Regions from separate parts of the Homo sapiens genome. Here region 2 is linked to region 1. The links are chromatin loops, found by intact Hi-C in ENCODE. Cell type or tissue: CD4-positive, alpha-beta T cell. All regions are shown on one strand.

Region 1 (8,000 bases):
TATGAGTGTCTCTGCCAAAATGGAAATAATTTAATCAAACAGTGATTCAAGAATTGTCGAGCACCCAGCTATAGTTTGTAGTTTGTGGTCCATGGGAGGAGCTTGAAGGAAAGACATTTATAGGGTGCATGATGAAGAAAACTATATTCAATAATTGCTCAGGTATGGTTATGTAGGTTCTTAATTTGTTCAATTAAGGTGGAAATTTCCTGGTTATGTAATCAGAGCTTAATTGACAGTTTATAGTTGCTTAAGCCTGAATTTTGTTTCCCCTAATGTAAAACTTTTTTTTTTTTTGAGACGGAGTCTCACTGTATAGCCCAGGCTGGAGTGCAATGGCATGATCTCGGCTCACTGCAACCTCCGCCTCCCAGGTTCAAGTGATTCTCCTGCCTCAGCCTCCCAAGTAGCTGGAACTACAGGTGCATGCCACCATGCCCGGCTAATTTTTTGTGTGTATTTTTAGTAGAGATGGGGTTTCACCATGTTAGCCAGGATGGTCTTGATCTTCTGACCTCGTGATTCACCTGCCTCGGCCTCCCAAAATGCTAGGATTACAGGCATGAGCCGCCACACCCGGCCCTACCCCTAATGTAGTAATTAACCAAAAAATGTCCTTGAGTTTAGATTTTTTTATTTTAGAAGTAGGAATTTGAGGACTACAGCCTCCTCAGTTTATTTGCCTGCCACATAATTATTTTCATACCACATAGGGGACTGATTTTCCATGGCATTTTTCACATATGCCTCAAGGGTACCCCATGTTCTTCAGTTAATCATTTTAAAAAAGCATTGGCTAACACTATTGAAAAGATTTGTTTTCTGTTTGTAAATATTTCCAGTGAGAAGAAAGGAAAGACTAATCCCCTGACACTGTAAGGAAGGAGACCACCTTTCTGCTTGTCTCAAGCCTCAGAAAAAGAAAAGAGGAAGCAAAAGCTAAAGAAAGTCAGAAATGAGATCAATAGTTAGACAGCTCCTGGCCACTCCCCAGGGCTGGTAGTTAAAAATCAGCTCCTGACCTAACTGCTTGTATTATCCATAGATTTCAGGCATTGTATGAGGAAGCATTGTGAAATTTTCTGTTCTGTCCGGATTACCGATGCATACACGCTCAGTTATGTACCCCATGCTTGCTCAATCAATCATGACCCTTTCACGTGGACTCCTTTAGAGTTGTAAGCCCTTAAAAGGGACAGAAATTTCTGTCTCAGGGAGCCGGCTTTTGAGACGCAAGTCTCCTGATGCTCCTGGCCGAATAAAGCCTCTTCCTTCTTTAACCTGGTGTCTGAGGAGTTTGTCTGTGGCTCGTCCTGCTACATTTCTTGGTTCCCTGACTGGGAAGTGAGGTGATTAGTGGTTGGTCAAGGCAGTCTTTTAGGTGACTTAGGCCTGTCCTGTGGAGCATCCCCGTAGGGGACTCCAGCCAGCCTGAGAGACACGGATCCTGAGAGTGCTCCCAGGTAGGCAATTGCCCTGGTGGAATGCCTTGTCAGTGCAGTGCATGGGAGGCCCCTGTGGAGGATCAATGCAGTGGCTGAACACTGGGAAGGAACTGGCAACTTGAGTCTGGACATCTGGAACATGGTAAGACCGGTCTTAGAAACTTGCTCACTCCATTTGAGGGGAAGCATGGCCTGATCACCCATGACGTGCCTTTATCGGCATTTTGGTTTTGGTTTTGATTTTGTCTTGGCTTAAATTGCTTGGCACCATGGTTTTGGTTTTGATTTTGATACAGTGTGAATTAGGCAAGTGTGTGACCTTTTACCCTTTCCTTCTTGTAGTGTGAGTTTTGTCTTGTCTCTAGAGAAAAATGGGTCAGACACAAAGTAAGCCTACCCCACTTGGAACTATGCTGAAAAATTTCAAGAAGGGATTTACAGGAGACTATGGGGTTACCATGACACCAGAGAAACTTAGATCTTTATGTGAAATAGATTGGCCAGCATTAGAAGTGGGTTGGACATCAGAAGGAAGCCTGGACAGGTCCCTTGTTTCAAAGGTATTGCACAAGATATCTTGTAAGCCAGGATACCCAGACCAGTTCCCGTACATAGACACTTGGTTACAGCTAGTTTTAGACCCCCCCACAGTGGTTGAGAGGACAGGCAGCAGCAGTGTTAGTGGCAAAGGACAGGTAGCCAAGAAGAATCCCACTCCACCCATCGAGGGAAGTCGGTTCCTAAAGTTCTGTCTGACCCCATATCAGAAGACTCATGGCAGGAAATGGCACCAGTGATGCCTCCCCCTTATCGAGATGAGAGACCCCCACTTCTGAGCCCACAGCACCTGTGCCTCCACAGGACACACACACCCCTAGACCACCCAGAGTAAACAAGAGAGGATGTGAAGCCATGGGAGAAACCCCTCCCTTGGTGGCTCATTTAGGACCTAAGACTGGAACACAGATGCCCCTGAGGGAGCAGTGATATACTGGAGTAGATGAGGACAGGCATGTGGTAAAAAGTCATGCCTTTGTGTATCAACCTTTCACCTCTGCTGATCTCCTCAATTGGAAGAACAATACCCCATCTTATACTGAAAAGCCTCAAGCTTTGATTTGCTCCAAACTATTATCCAGACTCATAACCCTACTTGGGCTGATTGCCACCAACTGCTCATGTACCTCTTTAACACAGATGGAAGGTGAAGGGTGCTCCAGGCAGCAACTAAGTGGCTGGAGGAACATGCTCTGGCCAATTACCAAAATGTCCAAGAGTATGTAAGGTTCCAATTACCAGGAACAGACTCCCAGTGGGACCCAAATGAAGGGCCAGACATGAAAAGACTAAAATGATATAGGGAGGCCCTCCTAGAAGGGTTAAAAAAGGGAGCCCAGAAGGCCACAAATGTTAACAAAGTCTCCGAGGTCATTCAAGGAAAAGAAGAGAGTCCAGCACAATTTTATGAGAGACTATGTGAGGCATATCGTATGTATACTCCCTTTGATTCAGATAGCCCTGAAAATCAGTGCATGATTAATGTGGCTTTAGTTAGTCAAAGCGCCGAAGATATTAGAAGAAAGCTTCAGAAACAGACTGGGTTTGCAGGTATGAACACTTCAGTTATTAGAAATAGCCAATCAGGCGTTTGTGAATAGAGATGCGACGGGTCGTAGAGAAAGCCGTAAAGAAAGTGAGCGCCAAGCCCGGTGAAATGCTGACCTGCCAGCCACAGCTATTAAAGGGGTTCCCCCAAAGGGCTGAGGAATGGGGGACCCCGGGGAAAACACACAGTCTGACTGACCACGTCTGCAGCGTAACCGGTGTGCTTACTGTAAAGAAAGCAGGTCATTTGCAACCTACCAGAACCTAAGACCAGGAGGCAGGTGAGAGAGTTCTTAGGAGCTGTGGGGATCTGCAGGTTATGGATCCCAAACTTTGCAGTACTGGCCAAACCTCTGTACCAAGTCACAAAGGGGGGCATCCAGGAAACTTTTGAATGGGGGTCTCAACAGCAGCAAGCCTTCCATGAATTAAAAGAGTAACTCATGTCAGCCCCAGCCCTGGGTCTGCCTGACCTGTCAAAGCCATTTACACTATATGTGTCAGAGAGAGAAAAAATGGCAATTGGGGTTTTGATCCAGGCTGTGGGGCCCTGGCTAAGGCTGGTGGCCTACCTATCTAAACAACTGGACAGGGTTTCTAAAGTTTGGCCCCCGTGTTTGAGAGCCTTAGCAGCAACTGCCCTGCTAGCACAAGAAACAGATAAATTAACTCTTGGGCAAAACCTAAACATAAAACACCTCATGCTGTGGTGACTTTAATGAATACCAAAGGATATCATTGGCTAACGAACGCTAGACTAACCAAGTACCAAAGCTTGCTCTGTAAAAGTCTCTGCATAACCATTGAAGTTTGTAACAGCCTGAACCCCACCACCCTGCTCCCGGTATCAGAGAGCCCTGTTGAGCATAACTATATAGAGGTGTTGCACTCAGTTTGCTCAGGTTAGCAAACCTGACCTATGGGACCAGCCTTGGACATCAGTAGACTTGGAGTTATATGTGGATGGGAGCAGCTTCATCAACCCACAAGGAGAGAGGTGTGCAGGATATGCACCTCTGGATGCTTTTATTGAAGCCAAATAATTGCCTCCAGGGTTCTTCAGCCCAGGAGGCCGAACTCATTGCTTTAACTTGGGCCCTAGAGCTAAGTGAGACTGTGAACATTTACACTGACTCTCGATATGCCTTTTTAACCCTCCAAGTGCATAAAGCATTATATAAAGAAACAGGCCTGTTAAACTCTGGGGGAAAAGATATAAAGTATCAGCAAGAAATCTTGCAATTATTAGAGGCAGTGTGGAAGCCCCAGAAGATGGCAGTCACGCACTGCAGAGGACACCAGTGAACTCCTACTACAGTTGCTTTAGGGAACTCCTGAGTGGACTCGGAGGCTCAAAAGGCAGCATCCACCCCTTACCGGGCATCAATCACAGCCCCCTTTCTCCCTCAAGAACCTGAACTTTTACCTACCTATTCTAAGGGAGAAAAAAACTTTTTCCAAGTGGAAGGGGGACAGGTAATAAAGGAAGGATGGATCCAGGTATCGGATGGGAGAATAGCTGTGCCACAGCTACTTGGAGCAGAGGTTGTACTGGCTGTGCATTTAACTACCCATCTAGGTCAGGAATCACTTGAAAAGTTGTTAGGCCGGTATTTTTACATCTCCCATTTATCAGCTCTTGCCAAAACAGTAGCGCAGCGATGTGTTATCTGCCGACAGCACAATGCAAGACAGGGTCCAGCCGTTCTGCCAGGTATACAGACATATGGAGCAGCCCCCTTTGAAGATCTCCAAGTGAACTTCACAGAAATGCCAAAGCGTGGAGGTAATAAGTATTTACTAGTTCTACTCTGTACCTGGTACCTACTCTGGGTGGGTAGAGGCTTATCCAACATGAACTGAGAAAGCTCATGAGGCAACCCGTGTGCTTCTTCAAGATCTTATTCCCAGGTTTGGACTGCCCTTATGGATCAGCTTGGACAACAGGCCAGCATGTGTGGCTGACTTGGTACAGTAAACATCAAAGGTATAGGAGATCACATGGACACTGCATGCAGCCTACCAACCGCAGAGTTCGGAAAGGTGGAGTGGATGAATCAGACAATCAAAAACAGTTTAGGGAAAGTATGTCAGAAAACAGGATTAAAGCGGTACTTTTAACCCTGGTACTGTTCAAGATTGATGCAACCCTTCAAAGAGAACAGGATATTCTCCCTATGAAATATTATATCATAGGCCCCTTCCTATATTACAGGGACTCCCAGGCACTCCACAAGAGTTAGGTGAAATTGAGTTACAGTGACAGCTACAGCTACAGGCCTTAGGAAATTTACTCAAACAATTTCAGCCTGTGTAAATGAGAGGTGCCCCATCAGCTTATTCTCCCCAATTCACCCTTTCTCCCCAGGTGATTGAGTGTGGATCAAAGATTGGAACACATCCCCCTTGCGACCACGGTGGAAAGGAGCCCAGACCATCATCTTGACCACCCCCCCACAGCTGTAAAGGTAGAAGGAATCCCAGCCTGGATCCACCATAGCTGAATAAAACCTGCAGCCTCTGAAACCTGGGAGGTGAGACTGAGCCCAGACAACCCCTGCAAAGTGATTCTGAGAAGTGTTTGTGTCCCTGGGTACTTGAGATTAGGGAGTGGTGATGACTCTTAAGGAGCATGCTGCCTTCAAGCATTTGTTTAACAAAGCACATCTTGCACAGCCCTTAATCCATTTAACCCTGAGTTGACACAGCACATGTCTCAGGGAGCACAGGGCTGGGGATAGGGTTGCAGATTAAAATGGAGTCTCTTATGTCTACTTTCTATATGGACACATTAACAATCTGATCTCTCTTTCTTTTCCCCACAGAAAAATATTCACAACTCATTCTGTATGATGTAAATATAGCACTCAAAACTGTATGTGTTCTTGTTCATGCCCTCAATTTTATACTTTATTATCTAGAAAAATATATATGAACCGATGTGGCGGATCTTATGCTGCTCTTTTTTCTCAGAGTTAGAGAATATATTAGAGAATATTTCTGTGTTGAAAACTATTTTATTGGATAATTTTAGTCATCCTATAAGTCAGAACCAGTTCTCTTTATGCTCGCATTTCACCTTAAGTCAAATTGAAAATTCTGCTCATGGCCATTTAAGTAAAGGTGTGTGTGTGTGTGTTTCAGGGACCACTGCAATTTAGGGATGTGGCCACAGAATTCTCTCTGGAGGAGTGGCATTGCCTGGACACTGCACAGTGGAATTTATATAGGGATGTGATTTTAGAGAACCACAGAAACCTGGTCTTCCTTGGTGAGGATAACCTGAATACATAATTCATAATATACCCTAAAGATTTTATTTCTCTTTTTTTGCAGAATTTTTTTAGTAATTTATTCTTTTCATAAAAGAGTTTCAGATCCACTTTTTCCAGAAAATCTTCAGAATTTGTTCATTTAGAAAAGAATTTCTTCAAGATGTTTCATCTTAATCCAGACTTTCCACATTCCTGAGTTGAGCTGTATTCTTCACTCTAAATTAGTGGTAATTCCAGAAACTTAGTGGCATAAAATATTGTTGCCCCACCTGAAAATCTAATTGCCACCACCAATTTTTGATTCAGTAGTACCAGATAGTAAAATTAAGAAACCGGCATATTGAAAGTATTCTTCCTTCCTTTTTTTTTCTTTCTTTCTCTTTTTCTTTCTTTCTTTCTTTCTTTCTTTCTTTCTTTCTTTCTTTCTTTCTTTCTTTCTTTCTTTCTTTCCTTCTTTGTTTCTTTGTTTCTTTCTTTCTCTTTCTTTCTTCTTTCTTTCTCTCTCTCTTTCTCTCTTTCTTTCTTTCTTCTTTCCTTCTTTTTTTTTCCTTTTTTTTTTTTTTTTTTTTGAAGAGTTTCACTCTTGTTGCCCAGGCTGGAGTGCAATGGTATGATCTCCGCTCACCACAACATCCACTTCCTGGGTTCAAGCAATTCTCTTGCCTCAGCCTCCTGAGTAGCTGGGATTAGAGGCCTGTGCCACCATGCCCGGCTAATTTTTTGTATTTTTAGTAGAGATGGGGTTTCTCTATGATGGTAAGGCTGGTCTTGAACTCCTGACCTCAGGTTATCCACCACCTCAGCCTCCCAACGTGCTAGGATTACAGGTGTGAGCCACTGCACCTGGCTGAAAGTATTTTCTAAATATTTATAAATTTCTGTTATGAATTAGTATTTTGGTATTAATTTACTAGAATATTTTATTATATCTGCTCTGCTGAGCACATTTAGTAATGTGCTTATAATTGGAGAATATGAGCAAGACTCATGTTATTTATTTTTAATAAAACAGGTATTGTTGTCCTAAGCCAGACCTGATCACCTGTCTGGAGCAAGGAAAAAAACCCTTGACTATGAAGAGACATGAGATGATTGCCAAACCCCCAAGTAGGTGTGAGTGAAAATGAATACAAGAGACGACAGAGATAAGAGGTCCCAAGGTCAATGAGAAAGCAAGTTTTTAAAATGTGATTCAGGAAGCTGTGTTCCAAAGGAAATAGTTCCTGGGCAGCTGTGTTATTTGTTTATTTATTTATTTAATTTTGCTCCTACAAAGGGGCATCTTCTGTCTTATGATTTTAAATTCTCTAAGGATTCCACTTTTCTTTTGGTGAGCTTCCTTCAAGTTCACAGTGAGAGCCAAAGTCCTCTTCATGGCATATAAGAGACTGCACAGGCTGGGCACATTGGCTCATGCCTGTAATCTCAGAACTTTGGGAGGCTAAGGCAGTGGATCACCTGAGGTCAGAAATTCGAGATTAGCCTGACCAACATGGTGAAACCTCGTCTTTACTAAAAATACAAAAATTAGCCAGGGGGGTTGTTGGGCACCTATAATCACAGCTACTTGGGAGGCTGAGGCCAAAGAATCACTTGAACCCAGAAGACGGAGCTTGCCGTGAGCCAAGATCGTGCCATTGCACCCCAGCCTGGGCAACAGAGTGAGACTCCATCA
Region 2 (8,000 bases), 1.6 Mb after region 1:
TTTAAATTTAAACTTGAACGTCCCACTAGCAAACCGACACTGCCAGTCGGCAAGGGACCAAAAACACCTGTAGGAACAGCAATAGGTGGCTCTCCAGGCAACAAAGAAATATCTCTGGTACAACAGAGATCTACTGCTGCTGAGCCTGTGGTGGTGGGGGACAAGCATTGTACTGAGATTGGTGTTGGGGCTGAGGCATTAGATCCTGTGGCACAAATTGCTGAAGTGGGAATTGGGGTGGAGGTTGAATGGATTGAACTGGGAAGGCTCCCGTTTGGCTGGACGCCAGGGGCTGAGAGTTGAGGAATGCCCCACTGTTTAGAGGGGCCTGGGGCCAGCCCCTCATCCTGTTTCCCCGATTTTTAAAAGGCCGTAAAGGATTGCCATCAATATCAAATCTGGAATGGCATTGAGATGCCCAGTGAAGACCCTTTCGGCATCGTGAGCATACAGTAGAAGGTGGGGCATCTTGTTGCTGAAAAGTTTTTTGTTGTTGTTGGTGGTGATGTAAAGGACAGCGACCTGCATGCCGAGGGCAATTTCTTTTTGCATGTCCCTTCTGGCCGCATATGAAGCATTGGCCAGAGGATTGTCCAGGCATTTGAATAGAGGCCATAGCTTGTGCCATAATCATTGCTGTATGGAGAGTTCCTCCCACCCCTTCACAGGCTTTAATGTAGGAGGTGAGTATATCACCACCCGGTGGAATTTTACCTTTGACGGGGCGAATAGCCGCCTGACAATCTGGATTTGCTTGTTCATAGGCCATAAGTTCTACAGCAAGTCTTTGGCCATGGCTATCAGGAATAGCCTTTTCTGCTGCGTCTTGAAGACAAGCAATAAAGTCTGGGTAGGGCTCATGTTGTCCCTGTCTGACGGCTGTGAAAGATGGGCATACTTTACCATCATCTTGAATTTTGTCCCAAGCATCTAAGTAACATTTTCGCAGTTGTTCGATAACCTCATCATTTAGTATAGTTTGGTGTCGGATTGCAGCCCATTGACTCATTCCCAGTAACTGGTCAGCCGTAACGTTAACAGGGGGATTAGAGCCCTGATTAAGACGAATGCGTTCCTGGACAGCATCAACCCACCAAGTCCTGAATTGTAAATATTGGGATTTAGATAAGACTGATTTTGCCAAAATTTCCCAATCATAGGGTACCAAACGTTTATCCTCTGCTAGGGCTTTTAATGTGGAATGGACAAAAGGAGAGTTGGTGCCATATTGTTTCACTGATTCCTTAAAATCTTTGAGGAATTTAAAAGAAAAACTTTGCCACGTAGCAGGACGTAGCTGAACCTGGCCTGGATGGATGGGGTCAGGCTGAATTACCACCTGAACAGCGGGAATGCCCGGTATTGGCTGTGCCCCAGGAGCCGGCAATTGCAGAGCCTGATTATTTACCCGAGCAGCCTGATTCTCAGGCTGAGGGGCTTGATTATCAGCCTCTTGATCTTGTTGAGCTGCGGGGTCAGCCGCCTGCTGGGCAGGATCAACAACAGGCTGTGGGTGGTTTTGTACTGCTGGGGTGGCAGGTACTGGGGGTTGTAAAATTACAGGAAATTGCCAAGCTTCAGGATCCCCATATTCCCTTGCCTGAACTATAGCCCTCATAAGCGGAGTGTCATCTTCAGGGATGTATGTAATTTGTTGCTTATGAGCGGCAATGGTAGTATTGGCAACAGCAGTTGCGACTGGACCAGGAGCAGAAAAAGAGGTAGAATTTTGAATAGAAGGAGAGTCGAAAAACTGAAAGCCAGGGTGAGAGCAGACTACCTGCTGAGCAGGTCTTTCATGGGCCTGAAAACCAGGCTGCCACGGCAAGTGTGAACCAGGCTTCAAGGGAGCCTGTGACTCTACCCGAGTCTGATTTGTAGGAAAGGAACCAGGCTTCAAGGGAGCCTGTGACTCTAAGTGAGTGCGATTTGTAGGAAGTGGACCAGGCTTCAAGGGAGCCTGTGACTGTAACTGAGTCCGATTAGGAGGAAAAGAACCAGGCTTCAAGGGAGCCTGTGACTCTAACTGAGTCCGATTTGCAGGGAATGAACCAGCCTTCAAGGGAGCCTGTGACTCTAAGTGAGTCAGATTAGGAGAAATAGGATTGAGGGCCTCATTACCGGGCCGAGAATTGGAAGCCTCTTTTCCAAGCTGTTCATATAGCAGAGCCTCTGTACCGGGCTGCATAGAAACGTAATTTGTAGACTCGTTTACAGGCTGCCTGGTCTCATCTGCTATTTGCACGGCGGCAGTGTTGAAAGAGTGAGGAGAGACAGGAGGGTCTGGCCGCAATGGCTGTTGATATGTTTCAGCTGAGTTTTGCTGATTGGGGGAGATAAGTACATTTAGGTCAGTTAAAAGATCATCATAAAGCGGCAATGGGGGTGCAGTAGCCTCTGGCGTAGGTGGTGGTGTCGCAGGCATGTCAGAGTGGAAGTCCTCCTTTGAAATTACGTTCTCAACTTGTGCGGTATCCTCAGGGGAAAGAGAGCTGAGAGCTTCCTCGACCTCCTCAGAGGAGAGGAAAGAGGGATCAGTCTCCATATTGTCCTCCTGAGTCTGTAAGGAGTCTAAGACAGAGCGAACCGAAGCCCAGATTGACCAAATGGTGGGTGGGATAAAATGTCCCCCTTTATGAGCAATTTTGAATTGTTTGCCAATCTCATCCCAATCTTTAAGTTCTAAAGTTCCCTCAGTCGGAAACCAAGGGCAAAGAAGATCTACAACCTCAAATAGTTCAATTAACTTTTCAGTAGAAACTTTAACACCTCCTTCTTTAAGAAGAGTTTTTATAAAATTTAAATAAGCCGAATACTTTGTACTGGCCTGTCCCATGGGGTCCCCGGAAAACTCTGAGTGTTCAAGCTTACCACCAAGTTTATTGACTGCAATCTTCAGGAATCTCTCGTTGAACTCCTCCGCTGATCCTGCACTCAGGGTGCAACTTCACACAGCGAGGGAGAGCCCCACGTCGGAGAGCCAGATGTAGGGACCAGCCCCACAGGGTCAGTGGGTCTCTCCCTGTGTGCGGTGATGAGAGAGTGTAGAAATAAAGACACAAGACAAAGAAACAAGAGAAAAAGCAGCTGGGCCCGGGGGACCACTACCACCAATGCGCGGAGACCAGTAGTGGCCCCGAATGTCAGGCTGCGCTGTTATTTATTGGATACAAGGCAGAAGGGGCAGGGTAAAGAATGTGAGTCACCTCCAGTGATAGGTAAGGTCACGTGGGTCACATGTCCACTGGACAGGGGGCCCTTCCCTGCCTGGCAGCTGAGGCAGAGAGGGAGAGGAGACAAAGAGAAAGACAGCTTATGCCATTATTTCTGCATATCAGGGACTATTAGTACTTTCACTAATTGACTACTGCTATCTGGAAGGCAGAGCCAGGTGTACAGGATGGAACATGAAGGTGGACTAGGAGTGTGACCACTGAAGCACAGCATCACAGGGAGACAGGCCTCTGGATAACCGCGGGTGAGCCGGACTGATGTCAGGCCCTCCACAAGAGGTGGAGGAGCAGAGTCTTCTCTAAACTCCCCTGGGGAAAGGGAGACCCCCCCCCCCACCCCCCACCACTTTCCCGGTCTGCTAAGTAGCGGGTGTTGTTTCTTGACACCTTTTGCTACCGCTGGACCATGATCAGCTTGGTAACGGGCATCTTCCCAGAAGCTGGCGTCACCGCTAGACCAAGGAGCCCTCTGGTGGCCCTGTCCGGGCATAACAGAAGGCTCGCACACTTGTCTTCTGGTCACACCTCACTATGTCCCCTCAGCTCCTATCTCTGTATAGCCTGGTTTTTCCTAGGCTATGATTATTGAGTGAGGATTATCATAATATTGGAATAAAAAGTAATTGCTACCAACTAATGATTAATGATACTCATATATAATCATATCTAAGATCTATATCTGGTATAACAATTCTTGTTTTATATTTTATTACACTGGAACAGCTCGTGTCCTCTGTCTCTTGCCTCAGTGCCTGGGTGGCTTGCCACCCACAAATACAATTATGGGTTTCTACCAGCAAGAAAATCTCAGAGAAAATAGAGATTCTCATGCATATTTTATGAAGCCCTCACATGGTATAGAGAGTATCCTATAAGGGCCCAACACACAAGGGAAATTGTGACACTTGTATGCACAAGCAGCCTACAGTATTAATAGCCATTCTCGTACATGAACACCGCTCACTGTAGAGGTTCTGAATCTAAAACCCAGAGGCAGTCAAAAGTTAAAAAATTGTCCCCCATATGTGAATCCAGTCACAGGTATTGGTGACTCTCAGGCCAATATTCAGCACACCTTTAAGACTGTGACTTTACTAAAAAGACACAGTAAGCAGGAAGGATTGAGGCTTTCATGCATGGATTAAGTACATGATTGAGATTGGGACTCATGTACTTTGACCCAACATACAAAGTGTTGACTCTCGTACCTGGAACAAAGACACACGTGAGATTGTCAATCTCATCTCTAAATCATCCTGCAGGTGTGATTGTAACATACACCTTTTCCCAGCACCTGAGTGATTGGATCCTCCTACCTCAGCCTAGTCCCCAGAAAAAAATTTTGACATATTGCTGGACTGAGCACCTAGATGATGTGACTCTATTTTCTTGGAGCTGCACACAGTGGGTAGTTTGACATATTGCTGGGCTGTGAATTCAGGTGATGTGAGTCACCTCTCCACATTCCACAGGGGGCATTGTGACATATCACTTGGCCTCACATCCAGGTTATATGACTCCTGCCCGCACCCTACACACATGAGCCATTTGTGACATAATGGCCAGCACCCAGGTAATGTAACTCTTTTGCCTGGGCCCTGTTTACATAAGACTTTTGGTCACATCTCTGCACCCATCAACCATGTGATCTGACTCTCTTCTTTTGCCTTATTTCTGCTCACAGGAAAAATTATGGCATATCATTGGGCCCAGCATCAGTGATTATGACATATCACTGGGCTCAGCCCAGCCTAGCTGATGTGGCTCTTCTCTCTCTCTCTCTCTCTCTTTCACTCTCTCTCTTTTAGATTCTGACCACAAAAGAGATTGTGACACATTGCTGAGTCCAACATCAAGATGATGTTATACTTTTAACTTGGCCCTGCCCTCAGAAAGCATTGTGACATATTTCTGATGCCAGCATTAAGATTATGTCAGCCTCCTGCTTGCTCCTTTCCAAAAGGACGCATTGTGACATATCTCTGGGCTAATTAACAATTTGATGTGAGTCTTCTCTCTTACTTTGGTTTTTCTCATAGGAGAAATTGTGACATGTCTCTGAACCCAGCACCTCGGTGATGTCACTGTTCTCTTTTTTCTTAATTATGTCCACAAAAGAAAGAGTGACTTGTCACAGAGCCCAGGACACAGGTGATGTGATTATTCAATCTGGTCCCTGCCCGAGGGGTCACTGTGACATATCTTAGGGCCATCACCAAATAATGTGGATCTCCTGTTCTTCCTGGGACTTATCCACAGTGAAGATTGTAACACATTGCTTGGGCCAGTGTTTATATGATATGACTTTCCTCTTATCCTGCTGGCTAGGGTAATTGGAACATTTAGGTGGCCCAGCCTCTAGTTTATGTAAATCTCCTTTTTTTCCTGAGCCTAACCCACAGGGGGGCATTTCAATGTATTTCTGGGCTTTTCACCTAGGTGATGTGACTTTGCTGCCTGGGCCCTTCCCTCAGGAGCTATTGTGACGTATTGCCAGAACAAGCACCTAGCTGATGTGTCTCTCCACTACAGACAGTGTCATCACAGGGCCAATCAAAAATATGAGATTGTGTTTCTCATATGCATACTTAACCAAGTGTTATAATTGTCACTCTTAAACATGGAAAGAATCCACTGGTGCTGTCCTTAATCTCACACGTGGGTGTAGTCCACAGTTGGAATAGTGACTGTCATATTTGACTATCCAGCTAAAGTTGGGATTGTTACTCATTTCTAAACCCAGATCATAGGCAGGTGAAGACTCTCCTATCTTGACCCAGCCAATGGGAAAGGTGTTGACTCTTATAACTTTGCTTAGTGCCACAGGTTCAAACATGAGTCCATACGAGTAAAAAGGTCTCAGAGAGAATTTGCATCTCTCATGCTTATCATATAAAGTTCTCAGATGATACAGAGAGTGTCCTAACAGGACCCAGCATACAGGTGACATTGTGCCACTTTTATGCACATCCACCCAACAGGAAAGATTAAACACAGAGCCCAGGCAAAAACCTCACACATGAACCCAGCCCCCTGTTGAGGTTTGGAATCTCAAATCCAGACAGAGTACGAAGTTAGAAAATTGACTCTCATATGTAGATGTCATCCACAGGTGTGTTAATGCCTGTCAGATCAACATTCAACACACCTGTGAGCCTGTGTCTCCACTAAAATAACACACTCTGCACAAAAAACCTAGGCTCCAATGCGCAACTGCACACCACCATTGAGATTTTGACTCATGTACTTAGAATCAACATACGGGTGGTATTTACTCTCATATTGAAAACCAGGATGTGTCCAGGAGTGTTAATCTCACCTGTGAACCTTTTTTGCAAGTGTGATTGTGACCTATGCCTCTGCCCATCATCTATTTGAGTCTTCTGCCTGGGACCAGCCAACAGATGGGATTGTGACATACGGCTGGAGCCAGCATTTAAATGATGTGACTCCATTTTTCTGCCTTGGTGCTGCCAATTGGGCCCAGAACCAAGGTGATGTGAGTTTTCTGCCTAAAATCCACCCACAGGGAGCATTATGACAAATCTTTCAGCCCATCAATTGTTTGATGTGACTTTTCTTTTACCGGAGCTTTTTCTTTTTTTTTTTTTGTTATTTTTAATTATTATAAATACATAATGGTTATACATATTTATCGGGTACATGTGATATTTTGATACAGGTGTACAACATGTATGATCAAATCATGCTCACTGGGGTATTCATCACCTCAAGCATTTATCATTTCTTTCTATTAGGAACATTCCAATTCGACTTTTAGTTATTTTAAAATACACAATAAATTATTGTTAAACATAGTCACCCTATTGTGCTATGAAATACTACATTTTATTCATTCTATTTGTGTTTTTCTATCCACTCTTTATTATCCTCTCTTTATTATCCTTTCTTTCTTCTTTTTTTAAAATTATACATTAAGTTCTATGGTACATATGCACAACGTGCAGATTTGTTATATAGATATACATGTGCCATGTTGGTTTGCTGCACCCATCAACTCATCAATCATTTACATTAGGTATTTCTCCTAATGCTATCCTCCCTGCCAGCCCCCCACCCCCTGACAGGTGTGTGATGTTCCCTGTCCTGTGTCCAAGTGTTCTCATTGTTCAATTCCCACCTATGAGTAAGAACATGTGGTGTTGGGTTTTCCGTCCTTGTGATAGTTTGCTGAGAATAATGGTTTCCAGCTTCATCCATGTCCCTGCAAAGGACAGGAACTCATCCTTTTTTATGGCTGCATAGTATTCCATCGTGTATATTTGCCACATTTTCTTAATCCAGTCCGTCATTGATGGGCATTTGGGTTGGTTCCAAGTCTTTGCTATTGTGAATAGTGCCGCAATAAACATGCTTGTGCATGTGTCTTTATAGTAGCATGATTTATAATCCTTTGGGAACATACCCAGTAATGGCGTTGCTGGGTCAAATGGTAATTCTAGTCCTAGATCCTTGAGGAATTGCCACACTGTCTTCCACAATGGTTGAACTAATTTACACTCCCACCAATAGTGTAAAAGTGTTCCTATTTCTCCACATCCTCTCCAGCATCTCTTGTTTCCTTCCTTTTTTTTTTTTTTTTTTTTGAGATGGAGTCATGCTCTGTCCCCCAGGTTGGAGTGCAGTGGTGCTATCTAAGCTCACTGCAAGCTCTGCCTCCCGGGTTTACGCCATTCTCCTGCCTCAGCCTCCTGAGTAGCTGGGACTACAGGTGCCCACCAACAAGTCTGGCTAATTTTTTGTATT

The links. A loop is a pair of places that touch in the nucleus more often than their neighbours do. Peaks named below come from ENCODE experiments on the same cell type or tissue, not always from the same donor. Only the 100,000 strongest peaks of a DNase experiment are listed, where the experiment ranks them.
Region 2: it touches region 1 in a loop (26-fold over the local background); 3 of 110 quality-filtered maps call a loop at or near these places.

What each region holds. Positions count from the first base shown.
Region 1 is chr19:20,242,864-20,250,863 of GRCh38, forward strand. The region is part of intron 1 of LOC105372310 (a long non-coding RNA gene); the gene reads right to left. It overlaps LOC102724427 (a long non-coding RNA gene), which reads left to right and starts at 4,700. Exons shown (of 3, transcript XR_936403.3): 1 at 4,700-4,836; 2 at 5,419-5,584. RefSeq lists an enhancer at 5,199-6,004. In CD4-positive, alpha-beta T cell, CTCF peaks have their summits at 4,312 (motif pointing right) and 4,515; a DNase peak (open chromatin) is centred at 4,328; H3K4me3 peaks cover 352 bases.
Region 2 is chr19:21,886,537-21,894,536 of GRCh38, forward strand. No RefSeq gene overlaps it. Among named protein-coding and RNA genes, the nearest start is that of ZNF43, 54 kb to the left of the region's middle. In CD4-positive, alpha-beta T cell, CTCF peaks have their summits at 3,691 (motif pointing left) and 3,917; no DNase peak of the experiment used is centred here.